Linked DNA regions of Homo sapiens: region 2 is linked to region 1. Evidence: chromatin contacts called from ENCODE Hi-C data. All regions are on one chromosome and are shown on one strand. The core of a region is the stretch at or near the end of the contact, and the rest is flanking DNA. Distances in the headings are between cores, read along the strand shown. Region 1 holds the start of TRIM51 (tripartite motif-containing 51). Region 2 holds the start of OR8K5 (olfactory receptor family 8 subfamily K member 5).

The links. Hi-C counts contacts between places; a loop is a spot of excess contacts on that map.
Region 2: a loop to region 1 is called in a map of sciatic nerve, with 27 times the contacts of the local background. The contact joins the promoter of OR8K5 here to the promoter of TRIM51 in region 1. A Hi-C loop is called at or near these places in 1 of 168 maps with a recorded cell type or tissue (sciatic nerve).

Annotation. Positions count from the first base shown.
Region 1 is chr11:55,881,759-55,884,630 of GRCh38, forward strand. It overlaps TRIM51 (tripartite motif-containing 51), which reads left to right and starts at 1,539. Exons shown (of 7, transcript NM_032681.4): 1 at 1,539-1,626.
Region 2 is chr11:56,158,925-56,161,808 of GRCh38, forward strand. OR8K5 (olfactory receptor family 8 subfamily K member 5) reads right to left here and starts at 1,393. Exons shown (of 1, transcript NM_001004058.2): 1 at 470-1,393. The coding sequence starts at 1,393. The coding sequence ends at 470.

The DNA of each region.
Region 1 (2,872 bases), core at 289-2,788:
CCACATAGATAAATAATCCTGCATTATTAGTGTGCTCTTCTACATTGAAATACACAAGGTGGTCAGAACAATGCTGGATTAATTGAATTTTAAAAAATAACTAAATATTGACTCCTACCTCAAAACACACACAGTCATTTCCAAATAGATTCCAGTTCTGAAGGTAAGGGGAACATGATACAATATTCTCATAAGGATTTCTTAACCAGGACAAAAATTAACAATTAAAAAAATTAGTAGGTTTATATTAATGAGGACTTCTGTGTTTCAAAAAACATGATACAAGAATTGAAATGCAAACAATTAGTGGAGAAAGATATTCACCTGAACATATATAAAATAAAATGCAATACATGTGCATGATGAATACTTAAAATGTATTTTAAGTATTTTTCCAGATTCTTCCAGAGTGGCACAGAATAAACTTGGATGGCAGAGTCAATGATGAGATTAGCTGTGGAAATGGGAAACCGTTTTTTGGAGGCAGTAGTAATGCTGCGAACTTATGAAAACAACCAAGTATTCAGTAGCAATTAAAATGTGTCTCCATAAGATTATTTTACAGATGCGTATCTGAAATCTGAAATTTGGGAGAACATTCTACTAATGTTCTCCAGTGAAAAAATACAGCTGGAAGAAAGAAGGGAGGGAAGATGAAGGAGAGAGAAATAGAATGCATTTGAGAGAAAATGCTATTTAGACTAAAATAGAATACTGCAGATACCATGACAAAGTGGTTAAGGTGTGTCTTATGGAGCAGAAATGGCAGCAAATACCACAGTAAAGAGATTTACCATTGGATTGTTAGTTCCGGCTTTTATTCTGTCAATGTTGTGGCTTCTAAACACATCAGTAATCTCCTTTGATCCATGTGCTAATTAACAACCAACACTCTGCCCCCTCTCCCAGATTCTTTCATCATTTTAAACCTAATCTAATTCTAATCCGGATGGTCACTGTAACACATGTAATCACCTAAGAATTTTAAAAATATTTTTGATGAATAAATGAAAAATTAGCTAGGTGCAATGGCATAAACCTCTAGTCTTTTTTACTTTGAAAGCTGAAGTGGGAGGATTACTTGAGCCCTGGAATTCAAGGCTGCGGTGAGCTAAGACTGTGCCACTGCACTCCAGAGGGTGAAACTTTCTTTGGTATAAATAAATAAATGTGCACTTAGAGGAATGCTTGTGCCTTGGGAAGAAACTCAAGAAACAGTTTAATCAACTTAGTTAATTTCTAGCATATGTTTACTCTGATAAGATTGATGATAGATATGCCTCATTCAGGCAGTGGTTTTTACAATGATAGTGTGATGCTAATTTAATCAGTGATGAAAAGGCGTGTACTAAATATTGCATAAACCTAATCATCTCTGTCTCCACCTTTCTTAATACCCTAAATATCACTAAATAGGTGGTTGTGGTCTTCAAAGATTCACCTAAATGGATGTAGAAGAGACAAGCTCATATTTCTCCAGAGGAGGACAGCACTTAGAGTTAACTGCATTCAAGTGATGACCTCTGAAAGTCAACTCTGCAGGGAATGAGCTCCTGATCTTGGGGAGTACTTAAAAGAATTTTTTCTTGGAAGAATTACTGCAGGAAACATTCATAGAACCTTGGGGTGAGTGCAACTTCTATGGAGAAAATTATTTCTCTCTTCCTTTAAAATAGTAAATTACAGTGATAAAAATATCTAACTGTCTAAACTTACCGAATGATCTTATTTGTAACTCATATTATTGCTATTCATTTTATGACATGAGGTTATGACATGAGGTTATTGTTGTCATTTTGTGTGTTCCAAAAGTGTTTGATATATTTTTGAAAAATTTTAGATATCTAGTGTTTGCTGCAATAGATTTGTATGCATCATGGGTATATGGAATTCATATTAAAACATATATATGTGTACTGCATGTACTAATATTGGTACACTTAATTAAGTAAAAAAGGATAATTATTGAATACTGTAAATGTTGTGCTTTCATAACCTTAAGCTTTTAGACATGATTTTAAGTTACTGAGGCAATGATGAGTTAAAAATGGTGATACTAAAGGAAATAAGAATGCTCTCCAAAATACCCTAGCTTAGAAATCAAAACACGATTGTTTAGCAGATAACTGTATAAGGAATGATTTGATACTTGATACTAGCTGTCATTTTAATTGAGGTTTACCTCAGATGAAACTGTGAAAAATTCCTTGAAATGGCTCAGATGGCCTCTGAAAAATATTTGCAATTCTTAAATTTTCACTCTTGGCACTTAAATTCAGCAGTGTTTAGTAAAAGAGAGTAAGGTAAAGGACTTCAAACTGCCAAGGCAAAGATTACAGTTTGTATTGGTCAGGGTTCTCCAGAGACACAGAACCATAGGATGTGTACATAACTATAACTATATATATATATATATATATATATACACATACCAAAAATACTTACAATTGTGGTACAATTGCCTATCGTATACCATACAGGTTTGTAGCCTAGGAACAATATGCTATACTGTATACCATAGGTGTGGTTTGTGTAAGTATACCCTATGATGTTCAAACAATAACGAGACTGTCTAACGCGTCCCTCAGATCATATATCTGTCCTCACTCTACACATGACACTGTACAGGAGAGGAAGTCCACTAGGGGAATTTGTTCCCTTGATTATGGAGTCTGAGAAGTTGAACATAGGCTGTCATTAAGGTAGTGTCCTGGAGATACCAATATCCTGGCTGAGTTAGAATCAGCTTCAGGAGAAAGAGAGGAAACTGCCTTGTCTCTGCCCTTTATCTTCAGTCTGAGCTACCAGCTGATTGGATAGTGTCCACCCACACTGAGGGCTGCTGTTGCCCACTCAGCTCACCAACTTACAT
Region 2 (2,884 bases), core at 143-2,642, 280 kb after region 1:
ACTCACTTATAAAAAGGAACAAAATAATGGCATTCACAGCAACCTGGATGGAGCTGGAGACCTTTATTCTAAGTGAAGTAACTCAGGAATGGAAAACCAAATATCATATGTTCTCACTTATAAGTGGGAGCTAAACTATGAGGATACAAATAGGTAAGAATGACATAATGTATTTTGGGGACACAGGGAAAAGTGTGCAGTGTGGGCGAGGGATAAAAGGCTACACATTGAGTACAGTGTACACTGCTCAGGTGATGAGTGCACCAAAACCTCAGAAATTACCCCAATGAACTTATTCACATAACCAGAAACCTCCTACTTCCCAAAAATTATTGAAATAAAAAACAATTAAAAAAATTTGAAAATTGGAAAATTTATATACACATGAAAAATTATCAAGTGACATTAATCTATATTATATATTTATTATAACAATATTACAAATTGATTATTAAACACAAAGTTGACATCAATTCTCAAAGAGCTTATAGAAGGCATTTTTCACCTCTTCGTTTCTTAAGCTGTAAATCAAAGGGTTAAGCATGGGGATTACTAAAGTGTAAAACACAGAAGCCATTTTATCAGTATCAAAGAAGTGAGTGGAATTGGGCTGCATGTACATGAAGAGTAGAGACCCATAGAACACAACCACCACTGTCAAATGGGAACCACATGTGGAGAAAGCCTTTTTCCTGCCCTCTGCAGAATGCATTTGACATATAGCTAACAAAATCAACATGTAGGACACTAAGACTATCAGAAAGGAGGAGATCAAATTAAATACAGAAAATAGTATGCTCAACAATTCTATTTCCTGTGCATTTGAGCAAAGCATAGGTAGCAAAGGAACATCATCACAGTAAAAATGACTGATGACATTAGAGCCACAGAAGGTCAATGTAAAAATCTTAATAGTGAACATCAGAGCCTGAAATGTGCTGTAGAGATATTGAATGCCCACCAGTACATGACACAGTCGCTGAGACATAATAACATAATAGAGCAGAGGGTTACAAATGGCCACATAGCGGTCATAGGCCATGGCTGACAGGATGAAAAATTCACTGATAATGAACATAAGGAAGAATGCCAGCTGTGCAGCACATGCATAATAGGAAATAGTATTTCGATCCACAACAAAATTTGCCAGCACCTTGGGACAAATGACAGTAGAATTACCAAGATCAACAAAAGCCAAATGTCTGATAGAAAAGTACATAGGTGTATGTAAGTGGGAGTCCAGTTTGGTCAAAATGATCATAGTTAGGTTGCCCACCACTGTGATTAGGTAGATGACGAGGAAGACTCCAAAAAGGGGAATCTGCAGCTCAGGCCGCCTTGTGAGTTCCATCAGAATGAATTCAGTTAGCACTGTTAGATTGTGTTGGCCCATTTAGTCCAGTTATCTCTTCTAGGAAGAAACAGTTGGGTTATTAGCTGTTCCATGTAGTGCTATTTAAACAAATTATAATATTTGTAGACAGAATAGATTGTTATTCACAATAGATAATAGAAACATTATTTCTACATTTGATTCAGAAATGAAATATAAAGCAAAATTTTCTACTTTCCTAAAAGAGGAATTCATGTAAAATACATGCACTGAAACAACATAGATTAAATAGTTTCATCAATATTTGAAGTATATCGGTTAATAACACAGCCATATAGGTATTATTACAAAAAGATTATGCTCTTTTCATCTGCACAATGGTATCATGATTTTCTTTTGTTCACTTCCACTTTTGTTGTAAAACTTTTCTGTAATTTTGATATTCTCAAAGACAGAGGTAGAGATGGCAATAAGATAATGAAGGTTAAGATTTGGGGTCCCTCATTTGCACTTCCAGGGTCTTGTGTGGGGACTTACGAATGCACGCAAAAATGATATATCTTTGTAAAATTTCAAATGTAAGATATAATAATCATGATCAATTAAGGCTGCTTTCTGTTTTCATTCCAACTTCTAGTATATCACACTTCAACTAATATCATAGTGACTTGACATTTCTGCAAGCATTGTGGGATCTAGCTAAAGAAGGATTGAGTTAATAATAGTTTATTTGATGTTCAATGGATATGTTTATATCATTCAGACACTATGATATTTATCACTGAATAATACTACCTATTCTGACTTAAGAATGTCTTCTAAGGATACTCTTGCCACCTGTATGCTGAGATGCATTTGGCATTTGATTAATTAACATACTATATTAATAAATTTTATATAGTTTGTGGCCATGGGTTTGTTTACTAATTACAATTTAAAGCTAATTTTCTATTCTAAATAAATATTCCCATTTATCTTTCAACTTGTATGTGTAATTTTATCTAAAAAGTCAAATTCTTCTAAGCTTCAAGACACATAATCTGGATCCACTTCTGCAAAAACATGATTTAAATCAATATTCAGTGATGACTATTTAATTATATGTACTTTATTTTCTGTAATAAAACACTGTGAAGATGGTAGGTTCTATAAATCATTTAAATAATTTGAGAATTTAGGACATCATATATTAGTGAATGACTTTTTTTCTGGAATTGTACAGTGGAGTATTCATGGAGATATAATACTGTAATTAAAACTATTTCAATGAAAAGTACTTCTCCCTTTATTTAAAAAATACACGGGAAGTCAATAAAAGAAAGTGGAACGTCCCTGATACAGATAGTGAAGATGTCTTAGCCTATTCCACTTAAATTCCCCTCTCCTTCAGTTTCCACTCATTGAAAATCTGGAACTCTGTGAGAGTGACTTTCAATTGGAATAGTAACGGAATTTTCCACAGATCTAATGTAGAATAGATTTATTATAATGTAATGGAATGTCAGCTTTAGCCTGCACATCCCTCAGGTAGAAAACTCTGAAAACCCACCT